Linked DNA regions of Mus musculus: region 1 is linked to region 2. Evidence: chromatin contacts called from ENCODE Hi-C or POLR2A ChIA-PET data. All regions are on one chromosome and are shown on one strand. The core of a region is the stretch at or near the end of the contact, and the rest is flanking DNA. Distances in the headings are between cores, read along the strand shown.

Region 1 (4,364 bases), core at 1,653-4,152, 49 kb before region 2:
TGAGAGGAGAAGGTAATCCATGAGCAAAACATATACACAGCTTGGCACACACGAAAATTCCATAAGAAACTACTAAACCAGAAGTCATAATATAGACACAAAGGACTTGTAAGGTTAGAAATGAGGGAGAACACGGAGAAGAAGAATGGGAGGAGGAAAAGACGGAGGGGAAGGAGGAAGAGGAAGGGGAAGGGGAGGAAGACAAGAAGAAGGAGGAGGAGGAAGAAAAGAAGAAGAGAAAGAAGAAGCAACAGCAGTAACAGCAGCAGCAGCAGACCTCACACAATTATGAGACAAAGAACCTGTTTTTACATCTAAGAATTCATCACACCCCATGACTTTACTTAATGCAGTTCGCTTAGCAAAGCTTTCTTTGACTCCAAACCAGGGTAACCCCTATCTAGTTCCTGTCTTTTTCTTTATTGACCTTAGCAGTGTCACAGTTTGTCATTGTCTATGTGCTCATTCAGTATTTGTATCTCAGACACTGTCCACATAGGACCAGTGTCTACCAGATAATAGAAATCCAAATGATTAATCAATAAAGAACAATGTGGAATTCTGCAAGGCATAAGTCTTTTTAGGCACACACACTGTCGTCGCAGGAAAATCTTGAGCAGCCCCACCTTTTCCTAATTCTCATCTCAGACAGTGGGTAACTAGAGACCCAGCCATCATGAGAGCATTTCTGTTTCATATTATCATCGGCTGCTATACTTGAAAGCAATTCAATCCATGTGTAAGATTCCATAAGGCAAGCTGTCCTGAGACAAAAGCAAAACGCCTTAGTTCTAAATCTGCTACCCTCTGTGTCTTTTTAAAATCTGCCCTATTTGTGGCACTGACGATACTTGGGATACCTCAGTGATGAGACAAATATGTTCACCAGCAGCCTCTGCCACCAGCCTCCACCAGCTTCTTCTCATTTCTCTATTAGCTTAGAAGGCATGGGCATGCAAGATCTCCCAAAACTTACAGGTATTCAGAGAGTCAAGGCTGGTTCTCAGTGTGATCATGAAGAGTTGGATGGATCACAAAGCAAGCAAAAGACTCAACAATAAATTATAACAAAAGAGTATTTGGCCATAAAAAAAAAACTAAATTGTGACATGTACTGAAATGCAGAGGAACCTGGGAAATGTTGCGCTAAGTCAAAGAAACCAGGCACAAAAGATCATGTAGTACATGATTCCATTTACATAAAGCATCCAGAAGAGACAAGTCTGTATATAGAAGGAAAGCAGATTTGGGGTTTTGTATAGTTAGAAAGATGGAAGAACAGGGAGGGACTGCTGACAAATGATGGGTTTGTTTGGGTGTTTTCAGAGTAATGATTAGACAAGTTATCGTTATGTGACTTTGTAAAGATAAAAACCACTGGACTGTTTATTATGTAAAGTGTGGATATTGAGAGTAAGTGAATTGTAGCTCAATATAAGACAATAAACTGACATTGGGACATATGATTGACATGTATAAAAATGTCAAATTTCTGAATACATATGATGCTGATGTTTGGCTCTTAACTATGGTTTTTTCCCAGTTTATAGTGATCTTCCAGAATGCTGCAGAGTTCTTCTGTCTGTAAAATTCCACAGAGCCCTGAACATGTATCTGAGAAGCCTTTTGGACCAAGGCAGGAGCTACGGGCAGTTCTGGTGGCTCTAACCTACCACAGGAGCTATTTAAGCCAAGGAGCAACCGGAATGAAAACCTTCCAGAAAACTCCACACTTTCTGTTACCCTAGATACCATCCAGTAACCTTTGTATGCCAACTCTTGCCTGAAAACCCACAATAACAAGCAACCTCTAGTTGTGTTTCTGCAGTTCTTCAAGAGACCTTGCGGTATTTGCTGCTTTCTGCAGCTGAGTTGGTCTCTAAGCCAGCACAGAGTAATATGACTTGTGACCTCTTGTGAAATGCTTGGTATTTGTCCTTCAGGGAAAACATTAACTCCTACTAATTGGACTAATAGCTAAATAGAGTGATCCCAGCCTGCCCTTACTTGTGGATCACAGGAACAGTTCTGAGACTCCTTTGCCTTTCCACATGCACTCAGGGGGAGTACATACATGCTTGTCTCTGTTTTTAAAGGAAAGGAAATGACCAGAGCACTTAAATTCCCACCTTGTAACTGCTAGCTAAGTTGTTTTTTCTTCTCTCTTGCTCCTTCAAAGGAATCAATCTTTCCTGGACTTATTTTCTTGCCCAGGGTATTGATGATGGGAATATGGGAACACAAGCATTTTTCTTTTTTTCTTTTTGTTCTTTCAGAAAAAATTAAACTTCAGGTTCTTCTTTCCTGGATTTATCAACACAACTAAATTGTAGTTAACATTAGAGAAAGAAAGAAGGGTTTAAAAAGGTAATGTTGTATAAGAGAGTCCCGTGAAAGCTAGCTAGAGCCCAGTTGTAAATTTGTTTTTTAGAGGCATATTTTTGAACCATCTCTAGGCACAGCAGAATTATGGCTTCTGTCCTTGGTCTGTAGAGTCATGCTCTGATTTTAAAATAAGGAGCCACATGCTACCTGGGAGTGGAGAACACTGACACAAAAGGCCCATCTTTCTTCTGAGAAGCTAAGAGGGCAGTGTCTAGCCAACGTCTCTGTGGTTCTTTAACTCTGGTTTGGATCAGAGTGCCTCTCCCTCTGTGATTGTTAGGGAATGGAATGTAAGGTTATGACTATGAAATTCTCTGCAATTCCAAGACCAGTTCTGCTGTAGCCAGGCTTCTAGTGTTCCTGTCAGCTCCAGTCTGATCCAGTCTCCCTCCAGGGCACACCATCTGCTGGCCAAACCTCTGGGATGGCTCAGAAATAGTCCCACCAGCAGCAGCAGCCTGGACACTGGCCTTTGAAGCAGTTTTCAATGAGCTAAAGATAACTGAATGGGGCTCCATCCTGCCAATCAGCAATCAGTGGCTGTGGTATGGGGGAGGGAGGAGGCAAGAAGGGAAAGGAATTCAGTTTAAGTCTCCAGCAATACATATTGCATACTGAGAATACCCCCACACAGCACACACACACACACACACACACACACACACACACACACACACACACACCATACCCAGCACACTTCCCTTCTCTCATCTCCTGACTCTCTTGCTTCTGAGAGTTCCCTTAGTTTCCCTAGACAATTTCACCTTTATTTTTCCCATATGTGTTTAAGACTTTATGTAGACATATGAAACATAGGAATCACAAATGAGAGAAAACGTAGCATGCCTCCTCCTAAGACTCACAGCTTAGCCTCTCTGACAGTATACACTGACATCAAGTATACTGAGAACTTATGTTAGTCTAAAGCAGTGGTTCTCAACCTTCCTAATGCTTCGGCCCTTTAATACAGTACTTTACATTGTGGTGCACCCCCAACCATAAAATTATTTTTGTTTCTACTTCATAACTGTAATTTTGCTACTGTTGTGAATCACAATATAAATATGTGATATACAGGATATTGGATTTGTGACTCTTGTGAAAGGGTCATTGAAACTCCCAAAAGGTCACGACTCACAGGTTGAGAACCATTGGCCTAGAGTAACACAAAATGCCCTAAGTCAGTACCTGCTTTATAATAAAGTGTCTGTCCCATGTGGTTTATTAAGTGATGTACTGACATCAAAATTCAGGATGGTTGTATGAATTCATTTCCATGCCATTGTAACTCTGAAACACTATGTTGAATCATCAAAATCAGAGACTGTCTACATGGTGAAATATTCTCCTATCCTGAGCAGATAGCTGTATGATTTTGGTAAATGTGTATATCTATGTACCTAAGCCCAAAACCCAGTTTAAAAAGTTTCAAAAAAATCTATTTCCTCATGCCTCTGTGTTAATTCTTCTACTTCCATACCTAACAACTGTCGACCTATCCTCTAGAGTTTCACCCTTTTAGAGAGGTCATACAAAATATGATCACCAGCTTCTTTAAAAAAAAAAAGATTTATTTATTTATTTTATGTCTGTGAGTACACTGTAGCTATCTTCAGACACAAGAAGAGGGAATTGAATCCCATTACAGAGGGTGGTGAGCCACCATGTGGTTGCTGGGAATTGAACTCAGGATCTCTGGAAGAACAGTCAGTGCTTTTAACCCCTGAGCCATCTCTCTAGACCCCACCAGCTTCTTTTTTTGTTCTTTGATCTCTTTGAGTTCATAAGATGAAGAAAATTGAAGTGAGAATTAAGAAGAACGTGTGGGAGACCTCATATTATTGCTAAGTCAGGGGAAAGCATGCATTGTAGATCCTCAGTAAGGCACTGGGCCACAATACCACCACACTCTGAGGACACAGAGAACCAGTGCAGAAATACCAGGCTTGGGCATCAGAGATGCTGTGATCTTGGCTCTG
Region 2 (4,568 bases), core at 1,084-3,583:
CCTTTATTTAGCAGCTAATATCCACTTATAAGTGAATGCATGCCATCTTTACCTTTCTGGGTTTGAGTTTCCTCACTCAGGATGATTTTTTTTCTAGTAGCATCCATGTGCCTGCAAATCATGGTGTCATTTTTAAAACAAACGAGTAATATTCCATTATATTACTGTACCACATTTTCTTTATCCATTCTTTGGCTAGGAACATCTATGTTGCTTCCGATTTCCAGCTATTATGAATAAAGCCACAATAAGCATAGTTGAGCAACCGTCCTTGTGGTAGGATGGATGGTCCTTTGGATATAAGCCCAAGAGTGATATAGCTTTGGATATAAGCCCAAGAGTGATATAGCTTTGAATATAAGCCCAAGAGTGATATAGCTTTGAATATAAGCCCAAGAGTGATATAGCTGAATCTTGAGGTAGATTGATTCCCAACTTTTGGAGGAGCCACCATATTGATTTCCACAGTCAGCCCTTGGTGTTTTGAGTCAGGCTTTACATAGCTCAGGCTGGTCCTAACTGGTTAAGAGACCCAAGCCTGCACGCTACTCTTGATCATCCTGCATCAACTGGTCAAGAGCTGGAATTATTGTCCCGTACCACCATACCTGGGAAGAAGCAATTTTTTCAGTTGCATAATTTAAGCTCAGGGGAATACAATAAAGGCAACTTCTGACTGGAGTATATGGGAAGGCAGAGAGTTGAGATAGCTTTTTGTAACAATTGGCCATCATTTTGCTATAGTTAAACAGGTAAGTGTATGGAGAGGCAAGTGGCTCAAGAGTGTCTTTCCTTTCATTGAGATGGGATAAATGATTTTAAGTTGATGGAGATGAGGTGAAAGGATGGGGTGTAAGTCATGTGAATTTAATAGCGTGGGATACCGAGGTGGTGCGTTGAGAATGCTCTAAAACACAAATCATCCTTATAGGAGTGGTTCTCATGGAAATTAGAAGTCAAAATTTCGGGGCTGGAGAGGTTGTTTGGCAGCAAAGAGCTGTCTAGCTTTTGAAGAGGATCTGAGTTTGGCTGTCAAAACCCTTGTGGAGTGGCTCATGGCCATTTCTGCTTTCCCTTCCTACTTGGATTCACGTGCACACACATGCACCAAAGCACACGCAGGAATAAATAGTAAACATTATTTAATCTTAAAAGTCATACTTTTGCTCAATAAAACATTTTAAATATGCATTTTATTAGTGCGTGTTCTCACAGCTAAAGGCATTGTGTATAGATGAAGCATAGGTTTATTAACTACTGGAAGTACCTACACTAGTACCCCTGTTGCTATTGCTACAGCCTTGAAGACATCCTTGGTGGTAGCTAAAACAATTTGCTAGGGCCATATTGTTATTAAAGAGCTTGCCGGTCCTGGACCTTGCGAGTTCCTCCAAGGTTCTTGTCTTTCTTTGACTTAACCCCACTGGGGCAGAACTTTACAAACATCCACATTTGCATGCGTCAAGACAGACTAGCTGCTCAGGGAAGCAAGGCTGAAAGGCGTTCACGTTAATATTGCTTCCACTGGTTATGTTAAATGTGTTGGAAAATGCAGAACCCTTTATGAGACATCCCTCCAAGGCAATCAGTATCACGGAGTTTTAAATCTGCTTGATTCCAGCCCTGACCCCAGGCGGTTCCATTGCCATTTGGCACAGCTGCTTTTCTGACGCATCAGGTAAACCTGCCCTGGGGAGAGCAGTCTATGGTGAAGTCACCTGGAGTTTCACAGAGCAGAAACTTCGTCCTGGGGAGGAAATCGCACTCCAGGACGTGTTGTGTTCTCTCGTCCCATTTCCACCTTATTTAAAAAAAAAAAAGAAAAGAAAAGAAAAGAAAAGAAAAGAAAAGAAAGCCAACAACAAAGGTTTCTAGCACATAGCTGCGAACGTAGCTTTGAGAAAGTGGAGCCTAGAGATGTGACGAGTGGCCAGGCCACTCCAAACGCAGTAAAAGCAGCAGCAGCTTAGCTCCCTAAGAACCTAGGCTCCAGGACTTCCTAGCTGGGAACTCCAAGGATCCGCTGCGGTGCCTCGAAACTCGGGTCGGGACCAGGAGGGAGCTTCGAGGAGTCCACCACCGCGGGCCGAGGGGCTCTGCTGAGTGTGACACAGAGCACCCAGGGTGCCTGCCTTCTGTGGCCGCCTGCATTCGGCCACCTTATCGCCCCAGGTGAGTAGTGGGCTACAGAGGGCCTGGAGGAGCCGGCCCGCATTGCCTTTGCGCACCCTGGTGGCTCCTTGGGGACACAGCCTCCCCCTCAGCCGACTTGGTAGCCGCCCGTCTCTCTGCGGAGGTCGGGGGCGGAGAGGAGGCGGTGGCCGCCCCCACCGGGAGGGGCGCCCGGAGTGCGCGGTGTGCGGCGGCAGGGTCTGGCTGCAGCCTGCGGCAGCGGCGGGGACCGGACTAGGACACAGGGAGAGAGGGAGGGCGGAGGCAAGGGACAGGCCCAAGGGCAGCGGGACCCGAGGAGAGAGTTGCAGTTCCAGAGAAAGATGAGCTGGTGAGTGGGCGCCCTGAGCGCAGATTTTCTTTGCTTCCCTTGCAGGCTGTAGAGACAAAAGCCCGGGCAGGGGTCCGCAAAGCCTAAACCTTACAGTCCTAGAGTGCTCTGTCCTCCATTGTGCACGGCGATGCGGGGTGGAGGCATTGTGGGGAAGGGGTGTCCAGTAGGGGTGAGGTTTTCGTGAGTGATTGGGTCGAAAAGGCAGGATTTAATTAAGGGTCCCGAAGGCAACTTTTGCGGAAAGTCTGGATTGCTTAGACAGAGATCTGGATTCCGGGGATAAGAAGATCCACAGCTGGATCTTGAGGAGTACGGGACTCAGATAGGACCTTTCTGAAATCGGCTTCTAGTTGTACTTTGTTTCTAGAATGAGGCTGCACGGCGAGCCTCCGGACCGAGATTCTTTCCAGGAGCTCCTGACTGTGATTCAGTTATGGTTTCCCTATCATCCCACACTGAGGGCGTGATGGTCTCTTTCTCTGTGGTGATAGCAGCTGCAACTCTGGGTAGCATTTCGACCCTCTGCTTCAGCCGCTCAGAGAGCCTGCTGAACTCTGGCTTGGTGCGCTCAGTAACTTCACCCTTGCCAGCAGCACTGGAAGCGGGGAGGACTTAGCTAACTCCCGCCACCGGCAGGAAATTAAAAGGCTGACGGGCTGTCCCTTCCCGGATTGGGGTTTCCTGTTTAAAAGAGCTTTATAAGTCCAACCTCCTTCCAGAGGCTCCTCTTTTACCTTTCTCACTTCAAAGAGGGAAGATTCCCACAGTCTTTTATGTGGACTAGCCAAGACTGGAAATCCTTTCGTCCGGCCCAGCCCTCTTCCCTAGAAGTCTTCCTTTTGTGGTATCTCAAGTGTTCTAGGATACACAGCTAGTCTCCTAGCCAGTCAGAGCTGTGAGGGTAAGTCTAGTAGAGACATAAAATGTGGAGTCCGTTAGTGTAAATATTCACACGTTTCCCCCTCCAGTGTATGAACATGTAAATTACAGATGTAAATGTTCAACTCTGACGCTTGTAACAAAGCTTCTAACTTGGGCTTCACTTGTGTGTTTGAGATTATTTTTCCTCTGGGCTTCAAACGACTGAATTTAGATGGAAGGTTCCAAATATGGTTCACAGTTTCATAGGGTTAAACGTTTGCCCTCGGAGCACTTGAATTCTTAGTTCCTGGTAGGCTAGCAACACATTCATTGGGTCTGAGGTAAATAATCCTTTAGAGTGGTCTACTATTTTAACAGAACATGCTTGGTGCCATTTGAACCTTAAATGTGCCATTTAAGGTTCGTTGAAAAGTAACAGTTGTGTTTTCCTGAGGTTCCCTTCCTGGACTTAGTTGTTTAAAAGTTTTTAACTGAATGGTTTTTTTTTCTTTCTCCTTATAAATACATTGTGGAATTTAAACATTGCGTATAATTAAGAAACTCCGCAGTCTCCAAACATTGACAAAGGCCTTTAAAAGAGAGGAGAGATGAGCCTTTGCATTTAGCTTGGTGTAGCTTTTACTCCAGAGGCAGGGAAGTTTGCAAATCCTAGCACGCTCACAAATGGCAAAAGGAGATGTTTGGTTAAGAGCAGTCATCCAGGGCAGGCAATTTGCAGGCTTCTGTCTGGTTCCCCACAGCTGGCAGCTGCTGCTCTTTTGGGGTGAGAAAGGACAGCAGGGCTATCTGCTGCATCCCTGCTTGGGGCAAGCCAGAAAAGCTAGATAAGAAGGTGGGTGAAGATGCAGCCCATCTCTTCAACAACTCTGGCCAAAGTGCGTCACTTCCCCTGGCATTTTCAGGAGAAGGGAGAAAAGCCAAAGTTGACTTGATGGAGCTTGATTGAAGGGCTTTTCGTTACTTTCTTCAGTGTTGTTGGCTCTATGCATGGTGGGTTGTGGAGTGTAATGGAGAACTCACTTCAGGAGTCTTTATTAGTTTTGCATCATTGTTTAAAGCCGTTGGGGCATTGTGGTTATAGTAATTGACCTTACAGGATGCTACATTTCAGCCCTTGGCAGAGAGGGGTTGCCTCAGGTGACAGGGAAAGACAGGAACATTGTACATTTTCCAAGAATAC

Evidence for each region. A loop is a pair of places that touch in the nucleus more often than their neighbours do. ChIA-PET counts read pairs that join two places held with the same protein, here RNA polymerase II (POLR2A).
Region 1: a loop to region 2 is called in a map of left cerebral cortex, with 2.1 times the contacts of the local background. The contact joins the enhancer-like site here to the promoter of Phldb2 in region 2. A Hi-C loop is called at or near these places in 4 of 37 maps with a recorded cell type or tissue (Patski, heart and left cerebral cortex). POLR2A ChIA-PET finds 5 or more read pairs at or near these places in 1 of 5 experiments (Patski).

What each region holds. Positions count from the first base shown.
Region 1 is chr16:45,891,534-45,895,897 of GRCm38, reverse strand. It overlaps a transcript of Phldb2 not described here. Among named protein-coding and RNA genes, the nearest start is that of Phldb2, 49 kb to the right of the region's middle. Within about 2 kb of position 2,902, at least 1 of the 3 ENCODE cell types and tissues checked has a DNase peak (open chromatin) inside an H3K27ac peak, as active enhancers do; it is heart, where a contact is called at or near this core.
Region 2 is chr16:45,842,143-45,846,710 of GRCm38, reverse strand. It overlaps Phldb2 (pleckstrin homology like domain, family B, member 2), which reads left to right and starts at 2,333. Exons shown (of 18, transcript NM_153412.4): 1 at 2,333-2,503.